2 separate regions of the Homo sapiens genome follow, and region 2 is linked to region 1. The links are chromatin contacts, found by Hi-C or POLR2A ChIA-PET in ENCODE. All regions are on one chromosome and are shown on one strand. The core of a region is the stretch at or near the end of the contact, and the rest is flanking DNA. Distances in the headings are between cores, read along the strand shown.

Region 1 (6,617 bases), core at 204-2,703:
CAAGGATATGGAGTAACTAGAACTCTTAGACATTGCTGATGGGAGTGTAAAATGTACAGCCTCTTTGGGAAAAGACTGGAAGTTCCTTATAAAACTAAACATACATTTATAATATGCACTAATAACTCCACTGATATTTACTCTCCTGGTATTTACTCAAGAGAAATGAGAGCATATGTTCACCCAAAGACTGGAAACAACCTAAAATGGTTATTAGTAAATGAATGAGTAAATTAATTGTGTCGTGTCCACATAAATGCAATACAACTTGGCACTAAAAAGGAATGGACCCGGCCGGGTGTGATGGCTCACGCCTGTTATCTCAGCACTTTGGGAGGCCCGGGGGGGGTGGATCACTTGAGGTTGGGAGTTCGAGACCAGCCTGGCCAATATGGTGAAACCCTATCTCTACTAAGAATACAAAAATTAACCGCGTGTAGGGGTGCACGCCTGTCATCCCAGCTACTAAAAATACAAAAATTAGCCAGGCGTGGTGGTGGGTCCCTATAATCCCAGCGACTCGGGAGGCTGAGGCAGGAGAATTGCTTGAACCTGGGAGGCGGAGGTTGCAGTGAGTCGAGATCGCGCCACTGCACTCCAGACTGGGCGACAAAGCAAGACTCCATCTCGAAAGAAAAAAAAAAAAAGGAATGGACCTGTGATTCACTCAGCAATGTAGGTGAATCTCAGAAACATTTCGTGGCATGAAAATAGCCTGATGCCAAAGAGTCCATCCTAGGTGATTTCATCCATATAAAATTTTAGAAAAGGTGAAACCAACACATAGTGACAGAAGGCAGATTAGTGATTAGTTAGGGCAGAGTGGGTATTGACAGATGGGGCAAGAGGAAATGTTATTGGAGAGATTCTAAATCTTGATGGGGGGGGGTGATGATTTTTTGGTTTTGTGGGTTTTGTAGGTTTTTAGTAGGTTTATCCAAACTGTGAATTTTATTGTACGTGGATTATATCTCAATAAAGCTGAGAGCGTGCAAAAGACTTTATTCCTTCCAGCCAGGTCCATGGGTCCCAGCACTGCTGCCTCCTTAACTGGTTGCAAAACAGAAACCGGCACTCTCTCTCCTCTCTCCTTTCTCAGGTTCCTGGGCCAGTCTCCCAAGACAGTGAGTAATTAGCCGCGAAAGAGTCTTGGATGTGAAGCCAAAAACAACAGCAGTGTCACATCAGATGCTGAGACATCTCCAGCTAAGAGCTGAGCTCAGCCCCCACCCGCCCCCTCCACCCCCCAGCCGCAGCCACCAGCAGAAGGAAAACAGCCCCGTGCGGCTGAGTTCAACCAGGGCTGCCTTTCTCCACCGTGTCCGCCATTCTGGTCTCGTGCCGCAGCAGGCATTGCTAGATGATTGCCGTCATGGCTCATACTAACAATAAATAGGTCCTCCCGGGGACCCACCACCCAAACTCCTTGTGCCGGGAACAGCTACTAAAGGGGAGGCCCTTTCCATATTCCGCTTCATTCTCCCCTCCTGGCGTGCCTCAAGGAACGACCACTGTCCCCAGGTTACAGGTGAGGAAGCCGAGGCTCTGAAATATGACTGCGCCAAGTGGCCAGAATCTCGAGCAGCCTGACTGCCTCCCGCCCCAGCCCCTGGAGGCCTCGAGTCCTCCTTTACAGAAATGCCTCCCACCCCCAGCCCAGTTCATTCCAGCAGCCTCCGAGCTCCCCCTTCTCCATCCCTCCCTGCGGTCTGAGCCCTGCCTTCCGAGCCCTGCCTTCCCAGTGTGGAAGGGGAACTGGGTGGGGTAAGGCACCTCTGTTTTCTCACGAAAAAGTCCCTCTCTAGGGCGGAGGCCCTTGAAGAAGAAGGAAAGGCTGTGGGGATTGATGGGCCCCTGGAGGACTGTCATGGGGGGTGGGTGTCTGCAAGTCCAGAGGCACATCCTGCCCCCTTTCAGGGGCCTCTGGTGTGGGGTCTGGAAGTGAGTGGCTGGTGCAGGCTGTGGTCTTCCTGCTAAGCCACTAGGGCTGCTGGGGCCATAGCCTCCAGAGCCTGCTCACAACTGGTCTACTCAGCCTCCAGTCCAAGCCGCTGAGCACAGATCTCAGGGCCCTGCACGTTCTGGGCCGTGCCTCCTGACATCTGAGATGAGAACGAGCCCTCCAGGAGGTCCCATATGATGTGCCCCTGTGACCTGCATTGTCTGGAGGCAGTAGACCCAGTAGTTGGTGACCAGGAGTGAAAATCTGAACAGTCTCCTGTGTGTCCCTGGGCAACTTGCTCAACCTCACTGATCTCTGAAAATGGGCACGATAATAGGACCTGGGTGGTTGAGAGTACACCACAGGACCACATGTGCCTTTCTTGGCCCACACTGGTCCTTCTGCCTGGAATTATTTTCCACTTGTCAGGTGCTTCTTCACCCCAACAAGGCTCAATCAAGTGTGTTCTTCTCTGGGAAGCTGCAGACATCTGACCCCAGGCCACAGAGTCATACCCAGTCTGGCTCCCACAGCCCTCCCAGGCTGTCTGGTGTCAGTGCAGTGCTGTGGATGGGAACACACCTCTACCATGTTGAGCTGCTCTGAGGTTTAAATGCGTTACTGCTAATTGGGATCTTGGAACAACTCCTGGTGCATAGTGAGTACTCAAGAAAATGTGATGTCTCTTTATTCTCTTAGCAACTTTTGTCCTGGGTGAAAGTTGTCTGCCCTCCTCACCGGCCTGCAGGCTCTTCTAGGGCAGGATGGGGCTTGGTTCCTGTCTGCATCTGGTGAATCCCCTGACACACATTAGGTATCCTTACTCAAGGGAAGAGGGGCTTGCCTTTGGGACGGGGATGATGAAACTCAGCAGCCTTTGCAGGGTTTGTGATTTAGCCTGTGTCATTTTTGTGTGTCAGCGTAACTCTGGCTTGGCTTAGCTCTGTCAAACTCTGTGGGATAAGAAGAGCAGAGCATGAACCTGAAAACACACCCCAACCCCAAATTATTTCTGTTTCCAGGACACACACAGGACAGACTGGAATAAATACTGGTGGTTTATCACAGGAAGGCTGGCCTCAGCTTGGGAGAGTAAGCGTGCATGCATACACAGCCAGCTGATTTATTGTGACCCGAGCCAAGCACTGAACAGAGCGAGGCCATTTATCTACTTGGTTGGAGGAGAGGTCAAGAGAGAGAAGTCAGAGATTAAGCTAAATAGTTCAGTGCCTTTGTTAACTCCCGGGGCGTCTCCTCTGCGCGGCTTGTGTTCCCAGGGAATACTGTCATGAGCTCCACAGGGAAGACTGGACTCCTTCTTGGGGAGACAGCCCTGGCCCCAGGGAGCAGCGTGGCCAAGGACATTCTCAGCCTCTTGGGGTTGCCAAAAGGGAGCAGAAGCAGGAGGAGGGAGGGGGGGAGCTGGGAGGAACACCCCATCGTGGAAGACCTGCTGCCAATGCGGGGCTGCAGTCCCAGTCTCTGCCGCCACCAGACCCTGGTCAGGAGACATCACAGACAGGCTCCCTTCTCCCGCCTTCATTCAGGGCTCTGCTCAAACAGCCCATTTGCAATAGGACTTCCTGCAGTGTCCTAGTTAAATACCCCAACCCATGCCCCCATCGTACGCTATCCCTTCCCCTGCTTTATGTTTCTTCATGGTGCTCAGCACCCTGACATATCTATGTCTGTATTTGTTTACTTATTGTTGGGTCTGTTTTTGAATGAAGTGCTATGTCTGTGGTGTAAAGTCCAACATGTGGCAGATTCTAGGTGCTCAATAAATATCTATTCAGTGAATGACGAATTGTTGCTAATAGTTTACAACTGCTGAATATGTGCCTAGATAAGCTTTGTAGATCTCACTGTATATAACACCTCAACAGTACCATGCTGTACATACTGTCCTTAGGCTCAGAGAGGCGAAGTGGCTTGCCCATGGCCACACAGCTGGAACCAGATTCAAACTCACCTGGCATCAGGGCCTGAGCTCTCAGCCACTCTCCCAAGAGAGGACATGGCCATGGACTTGTTTAGAGAAGGATTAGTCACGCCCCAGCCCAAGGCATCCTAGGAAAGGGGAACCTTGATCTGAAAAGAAATACTTTTTGCCTTCTCCCTGCCTTCATTCAGGGCTCTGATTCATTGCAAGAAGGCAAAAAAGAAAATTCTTTTTTAACAGTGAGATGACTTGGATGATTAAAGAGGAAGCTAAATATCCTAAATATTGAAAGCAAATTCCAGCCAGGCGCAGTGGCTCATGCCTGTAATCCAGCACTTTGGGAGGCTGAGGCGGGCGGATCATGAGGTCAGGAGAACGAGACCAGCCTGAAACCCCGTCTCTACTAAAAATACAAAAATTAGCTGGGCATGGTGGCACACGCCTGTAGTCCCAGCTACTCGGGAGGCTGAGGCAGGAAAATCTGGGAGGCGGAGGTTGCAGTGAGCCGAGATCGCGCCACTGCACTCCAGCCTGGCGACAGAGCGTGACTCCATCTCAAAAAAAAGAAAGAAAGCAAATTCCACCTAAAATGGAATTACCACTGTTTATTGAAAACCGCTGTGTGCCAGGCATCAGCCAAGAGCTTCCCGTCCATGACCCTGTTTAATCTTCCTGATAACCCCCAGCAGCACATTCTGTTATTATCACCATTGTAATAATAGCATGGCAGAGGAAGGCCTAGTTGTTTTCCTAGGGTCGCTGTATTAGTCAGGGTTCTCTAGAGGGACAGAACTAATGGAATAGATATACATATAAAGGGGAGTTTATTACGTATTAACTCACGTGATCATAAGGTCCCACAATAGGCCGTCTGCAGGCTGAGAGCCAGTCCGAGTTCCAAAACTGAAGAACTTGGAGTCCGGTGTTCGAGGGCAGGAAGCATCCAGCATGGGAGAAAGATACAGGCTGGGAGGCTAGGCCAGTCTCTCTTTTCGCATTTTTTTGCCTGCTTATATTCTAGCCGTGCTAGCAGCTGATTAGATGGTGCCCACCCAGATAAAGAGTGGGTCTGCTTTTTCCAGCCCACTGACTCCAATGTTAATCTCCTTTGGCAACACCCTCACAGACACACCGAGGATCAATACTTTGTATTCTTCAATCCAGTCAAGTTGACACTCAGTATTAACCATCACAGCCAGTAAGTTAGTGAGCAGCCCATCTCATTCCAGAGCCTGGGTCATCTCCTCTTTAACCTGCTGCTTTCATGCCTCATTGTATTAGACATAAAGTTGTAAGCTCCCAAATTGTACCATGCATTTGGCAAGGGGAGAGTCGGGGTCTGGCTTATCTTTTTATTCTCAGTGCAACGCTGGCTATAGGTGGGTGCTCGGTGAGGGTTTGCCGACTGGCTGGATGAATGAATGGAGGAGGGATGTGAGTGAAAAGGGGAGTGGTTTTCAAGTTAATCTGAAGACATCGTCTCTAGAACACTGAGGCCTAGATCCCTAGAACACTCTCAAGAACACTGCCTCAGAAGCCCACATGCGGCTCGTTAAGTGTTCAGATTCCTGGACTCCAAGGCAGCCTCTGGTCAGAAGACCTGAAGCCTAGAAAACTGCATTGCCAGGAGATTCTGATGTTCACCGAAGTTCGAGACCTGCAGCCTGAAGCTCAGCTCAAATATCCCCACTGAACTGGGGCCCCTTTCACACACTGGAGCCCCTGGATGCTGCCAATTGGCATCTGCCGGCTGCATAAACGAAGGCCGGCTGGAGGCGGTCCAGGGAAAAGTGAGAGAGATTACCAAGGGTGAGGAAGATGACTTATTAGGAAAGATGGAAGGAACCGACGGGCAGCGTTTGCATGAGGAAAAACAGGAGCCACACGTAAATCTTGAGGGCCAGCTGGCAGCCGATGGGGGAGAGGTATTATACATCCTTGCTCACAGGCATTACCGGGCCTAATGGGGGCAGGGATTATACGTGAGAAACTTGAACTCTGTGCCGGGGAGACATTTATAACGGGCGACTTAAGCTGCTAGCCCATTATGATTTTGCAACAAGATTCATCAACTCTGGACCTGGAAGACCTTTACGGAACATCTCATCCATTTGTATTCAAGCTTTTAAAAGGTTGTTAGAAGCAACAGATTTCTTTGTTCAAATGAAATTTTTTACATGATCCAAACATATAAGACAAATGAAAATGAAAATGCTCAGTCCACCACTCCCCCGGGGCATCTCCACAGAATTCCAGGGCCCCAAGGGACCCAGTGTGAGAGCCACTGACCCTCATTGGTGGATCCTCATTTTGGTCCTCATTTTGCATAAGGAGAAACTGAGTCTCCAAATAGAGAGATAGGACTTGCCCCAGGGCACACAGTGAGTTGGTAGCATTACCAGGAGCAGCCTGGGCTGCTGAGGGCTCAGGGTGGACAGATAAGTCTCCTGCCTTGGAGGAGGGCCCAGGCAAATCGCGGAAACAACAGCAGTAAAAACAGCGAACACACACAGAGCACTTTCTCTGTGCTGGGCTCTGTTTTCAGTCCTTGATTTGCATGATGTGGCTTCATCCTCACTACAGCCCTGTGGTGACTCCTGTTTTTAGGGTGAGGAAACAAAGCACAGAGAGATTGAACACTGTAAATGAGGTCACACAACTAAAAGGAGTAGAGAGGGAACCGGAAACAAGACCGAGGGGCTCCAGAACACATCCTTTCCTTACCCCTCCAGA
Region 2 (5,831 bases), core at 3,316-5,815, 34 kb after region 1:
TAATATTTGCTGAGGCTTTTCTGTGTGTCTGGCACTATGCTCAATCATATCTGTTTTTTAATTTATTCCTCACAATAACTAGGTGAGGTAGATATTATTACCAGCACCATGTTGCATACACAAAATGGAGGTTGCTGCAAAGTTAAGTCATTTGATTTAACTTTTCTACAGCTTGGAACTGGTAGAACCAAGATTTGAACTAAATTCATCCAATGAAAGATCTCTCATTTTTAACTAATACAGTCTATTGCCTGGTAACACATTAAATATGCACTTCAATTATAAGATGCATTCTAATTTCAGAAACATAAACTCCCACACCATTCTAAAATACAGTATATACATACTAGTTTTCACTCTGGGAATTTGCTGGTGGGGCACTGCTGGCAAAAAAAAAAAAAAAAAAAAAAAAAAAGATGGAGTCATTTTCAAGCTTAGAAGCCAAGTTTCTCCTAAGCCAAAAATATTTCCATTAAATTCCTGTCATAGTGCCTGAAATTCCCACCATTCCATCTCCTTGCATTAGGGCATTCTATCCTCAGAAGTCCCTTGTGAAAGTGTGAACATGTTACTTGACAAGACAGTCAAAAGCATATTTTCTTCAATTGTCCAAAATATTCCCCCAGGAACTTCTTCTCCTGGTAACAAATCTTAGCCCCGTTTCCCATAAAGGCAGCACGTGATTCAGTCTGGACCAATCTTAGCATTCCATTCCCCTGGCCACTGACTGGTCCAGAGAAGGACATGTGACCCAAAGCGGGCCAATCAGAGATCTTCTCTGGGATTTTTTTTCTGACAAGATTTGCAGGAGAAACTCTTCTTGTCCCTTGGGCCATGGACCTGGAAGGGTATGAAGCCACAGAGCCCAGAGCTAGAGCCAAAGCCAGAGAAAAGGGCAAAGCTGGGAGTAGCGAGTGGCACATGAGGCCCTAAGACCAGCTCCATTCCCAGCCTTTCCTCAGACTGGCTATGAGGAGCCAATAATATCTTTTGGCGTAATCCCATTTGAGTTTGGTTTCTGTTCCTTGCAAACAACCTCACATCAGTTGGCTCCTACTGACACAAGCTCCTGAAATGGCAGAACACTGGACAGATAAATTTAGGAGAAAGGGAAGATATCAGGCATGGGCTTGAGGGGGGACAGGGCTGGAGGAGTGGACAAGACCAGGGACAAACCAAGCAGCCTCTCTACAAACTTTTGTGAGAACCTCAAAGCCAAACAGCAAGAAGTTCCATCAGCTAAAACCAGCTCCTCTACCAGCAGGTGTGATAAATGTGCAGGGTAACTTTCTTAAATACCTTCCCCTCTTTCCTATTCCATATGAAACAAGCATTCGTTGCAAGCTCCTTCTCTTTGAGCAGAAGCCCTGGAGTGAGGACACCTGGTCCAGCTCAGTTGCGTGCCCTGGATCCAACCACTTCCCCTCTTCAGAACTCACCGGAAAAACAGGAATAATGACTGCTTCCTTCCAGAGTCATTACCAGGATGAAGCAAAATAGCACACTGATGCGTTACACCCCAGGAGACTCTCAATATGTGGAGGTCATTTGGAGAGAAGGTTTCTCTCTAGGAAAGCTATCCCAGACACACAGAATGGGTGTGGGGAGCAGAAAAGTGCACAGGCTGACCTGAGACAGGTTCAGCCCAGCACCACAGAGTTGGGAGGTGTGTATTTTCTTATTTTCTGTATGCTTGATGCTCTGGCATCTGTGGCCCCACTGAGGGAGGAGAGACTGCCCTTCCCAGGGCTAGCCAGTTTTTAGAAATAGCAAACAAGTGTGCCTTCCTTACAAGCGTCCCTTCCATATGCATGTCAATCAATTTAGCCCAACTGGACTTTATCTTTTTTCCAACTACCCATCAAACTCTTCCCATATCAAGCCCCTTCTTCCCATATCCTCCTGCCCTAATCAATCCAGGGCCGAGTATCAGACTATGAGAGGCAGTCCCTACACCTGGGAGCCCACTGAAATTATTCAAACCGGCCAGTCCTAAACCTGCTTAACCTGTCTCACCCATTTTTTCCCATGGAAACCACAATCAATACTTTTGGACAACCCCTTCCCTCACTCCTTCTACCTCCTGCTGAACCTTGGCGCTTCCCCATGTGGCCTTGCACGGCGTGCGATGCCTCCTGTTTCTAGGGACCTAGAATGCTTTAAACAATTGCTTTTGCAAATTAAGACAATTTATAATATCCCGTGTGGAGGAAGGGGCGGAGAGATAGGTACTCCGGTGCCCTGCTGGAAGTTGTGTAAGTATAAACACTTCGTCCTTCGTGACAGTCGTGGGTCTTACCATACCTAATTTAGACAAATCCTGGGTACGTTTTAAAACAGAAGGTGTAAGTTCAAATCCCACCTGCCCTACTGCTCACCTGCAGTGGGACTAGGCCAAGCATTTCCTCTCTCTGAGCCTCAGTTACTGTATTGAGAAAAATAAGGGCAAGAATCATAACCACTTCGTGTGGCTCTTGGGAGGAATCATGGAAACCAGGAACAAAAGAAACCCCACACACTGTAAGCTTGAAACCACTGTGTCCGTATGAGCTAGTATTATGTAAGACTTCACCAGGAAAAGGGAGCAGCCCTGCTGAGCACAAGGAACAGGGGAGGCTTCAGGTTAAGGCCATAGATCGAGATGGGGCCCCATAGGTAGAGATGGTTAAGGCCATAGATAGAGATGGCCCCATAGATAGAGATGTTTAAGGCCATGGATAGAGATGGCCCCACAGATAGAGATGGTTAAGGCCATAGATCGAGATGGCCCCACAGATAGAGATGGTTAAGGCCATGGATAGAGATGGCCCCATAGATAGAGATGGTTAAGGCCATGGATAGAGATGGCCCCATAGATAGAGATGGCCCCACAGATAGAGATGGTTAAGGCCATCGATAGAAATGGCCCCATAGATAGAGATGGTCATGGTTAAGGCCATACATAGATTGAGATGGCCCCATAGATAGAGATGGTTAAAGCCATAGACAGAGGTGGCCCCAGCGGGAACACACCCCTGATTCCTTCACTACCAGGGAGCAGAGCAGCCACCGAGGAAGACAGGAGAGTTCTCAGCCACGCAGAGAGGACCACAGGACCGGGAAGCAGCAGCCCCAAAGTGGAGCCCCCAGTCTGTTCACCAAATTCCTCTTATCTGCCCTGGCCTGGCTGAGGAGTCCACAAAGGGAGCGGGGCTCAGGGAGAGAAAATAAAATCAGGCTCCAGAAGGGATACCTCAAATCCCAGGATTTCAACAGCCAAAGAGAAACACAGACACTTAGCTTTGAGCATTCCTGGCTCTTCCCTGCTAATGCTTTAAACAATTGCTTTTGCAGATTAAGACTATTTATAATATCCAGGGTGGAAGAAGGAGCAGAGAGATAGGTACCCCAGTGCCCTGCTGGAGTTGTGTAAGTTAATATGCCTTAAAGTGGCAGTTCCGCATTGAGTATCCAAAGTCCAAAAAGGGCATGTTATTCTTTGGCCAGCAATTCCACTCTTAGAATTTATCTTAAGGATTTACTCAGACAAGTGCACTAAGATGTATATACAAGGATATTCATCACAGTGTTGTTTATAACAGCAAAATACTGGAAATGATCTAAATATCCATCAATAAGGGATTGTCTAAATGAAGTGTTACATCCCTACTATGGAATGCCATGCGGCCTTCTAAAAAAGATGTTGCAAATTTACTTTTGTTGACAGTGGAAGATACCCATCATATGTTGTTGAGTGAAAAAAAAAATGGGTTGCAAAATAGCACATATAGCATGAGCATGTTTCTGTCAAATTATGCACATCTCTAAATCTACATGTAAATATGCAGATTGGAGGGATGATACCAAAATGAAGACTAGTTGTCTCTGGATAGTACGACTGGGGGGCATTTTTGCCTTCCTCTTTATACTTTTGTACTGTAACAAGATATAGACCATTTCATTCAGCACGGTTCCTAGAAAGCGGCTTCTTAGCCTTGGGATTGGAAAATTCTTCCTCGTAGGAGACTGCCCTGTGCATATTATAGGATGTTTAGCAGATCCCCAATTTCTACCTGCAAATACCAGTGGCACTTCCCTAACTCCAGCCCCCATTGTGACAATAAAAAACGTTTCTGGACACTGCCAAATGTCCCTGGAATACAAAATCATCCCTGATTGAGAACCACTGTCCCAGAGTAAGGAGAAGGCAGACTAGATGACAAGGCTGCTCCCAAGAAAAGACTTGGAAAGAAAGATTAGACCACATTGCCCTACAACTAACAAGGAAAGAGCCCGGGGCAGTCTGGGGAATGGGATTGAGCAAGATGGCAGAGGGCCAGATGGCACTTGACTCTATTACCCCTCAAGTCTTTGGTGGAGTTCAAAATCCTGAGAATCTTGAGCAAGACAGGTGTGCTGTGAAAATTGTGATAAGGCCAAACCAAGATGGAAGGCTTGGGTGCGGAACAGGCTGGTAGGGGATCAGTAGGAACTTGGTGGGAGCTGGCGGCATCTGGGAGGCTGCAGACACACATGGGCTGTGCCCCGGAGGCTTGAGGCTGCTGACACAGAGTCAGAACAGCACGCTAAGCCTTCACTAGCTCCATGCCTTACTCCTCTTTAGTTGTCATGTGCGATTGTTGTCTCCATCCAAAACAGGGCTGTCTGGAGTTTGTCAGGGCTTTGTGCCCACAATAGGTCTCTGAAAAATAAAAATTACTAGCATTTATTTAAGATTGTAACCACATGCCAGGCACTATTCAGAGACTTTTTTTTTTTTTTTTTTTGGGAAGGAGTCTCGTTCTGTTGCCCGGGCTGGAGTGCAGCGGCACGATCTCGGCTCACTGCAACCTCCACTTCCCAGGTTCAAGCGATTCTCCTGCCTCAGCCTCCCAAGTAGCTGGGACTACAGGCGTGCAGCACCACACCTGGCTAATTTTTGTATTTTTAGTAGAGATGGGGTTTCACCATATTGGTCAGGCTAGTCTTGAATTCCTGACTTCGTGATCCACCCGCCTCTGCCTCCCAAAGTGCTGGGATTACAGGCGTGAGCCACCGTGCCCAGCCCCAGAGACCTTTTAAAGCTATTACTTGTGTAATCCTCACAGCAGCTGTATGAGATATCATGACCACTCCCAGGTTACAGATAGGGAAACTGAGGTGTGGCCACTTAAAGTAAGTCAGCCAAAGCCCCCTAACTAGTATGAGTGAGAACTGGGTTTCAATCTGGCTCCAGAGCCTATGGTCTTTACCACTTCACTATTCTGTACCTGAAGAAGGGCCATGGGGCCCCAAAGCGAGAATGACAACATTCCCGACCACTGTGCTGAACTGCCTCTTTAATGCCAACACCTGCCATTAGTCCAGTGCCCCACACATGCCCGTGCAATAGAAGGTAATTTACATATACTATTTTTATTCCTCACAACAGCCATAGGAGACAAGCACTATGACTACTACTCTCATTTTACAGATGGGGAAACTGAGGCTGGATTCCCTGTCCTTTGTGCTAACTTGGTGGCCCTTTGATCCCCATGTTGCAATTTATCATGCATCTGTATCCCATCTGGTGGCAAGGGCTGTGCCTGACTCTCCTCTCACCCTCGGTGCCCAGCACTGGAAGTACGACACTGCAGTCTGTGCTCATCACTTTTTTGTGCGCCCAACATCAGAGCCCCTTCCTGGGTTTGAAGAAACAGCCACTGTGTAAGTCCTATTGAGCACCACCTCTCTCTACGGAAGCCGAACAGGCCAGACATATGTTTTCCTGGCCCCTGAAATTCAGCCAGCCTGTCCAGTGACTCCATCTGGGACACAAACATGTATGCAAGACAGAAAGAAGCAGAAATCCT

What was found. Hi-C counts contacts between places; a loop is a spot of excess contacts on that map. ChIA-PET counts read pairs that join two places held with the same protein, here RNA polymerase II (POLR2A). Pooled maps may share reads with other maps.
Region 2: a loop to region 1 is called in a map of transverse colon, with 2.8 times the contacts of the local background. The contact joins the enhancer-like site here to the promoter of LINC01944 in region 1. A Hi-C loop is called at or near these places in 2 of 168 maps with a recorded cell type or tissue (sigmoid colon and transverse colon) and 4 of 50 pooled maps. POLR2A ChIA-PET finds 5 or more read pairs at or near these places in 2 of 52 experiments (MCF 10A and OCI-LY7).

Annotation. Positions count from the first base shown.
Region 1 is chr5:172,553,850-172,560,466 of GRCh38, reverse strand. It overlaps LINC01944 (long intergenic non-protein coding RNA 1944), which reads left to right and starts at 1,453. Exons shown (of 3, transcript NR_146726.1): 1 at 1,453-1,528; 2 at 2,372-2,600; 3 at 2,965-3,742.
Region 2 is chr5:172,523,444-172,529,274 of GRCh38, reverse strand. All of the region lies in intron 1 of LOC105377727 (a long non-coding RNA gene), which reads right to left. Among named protein-coding and RNA genes, the nearest start is that of LINC01944, 33 kb to the left of the region's middle. Within about 2 kb of position 4,565, at least 3 of the 41 ENCODE cell types and tissues checked have a DNase peak (open chromatin) inside an H3K27ac peak, as active enhancers do; they include transverse colon, where a contact is called at or near this core.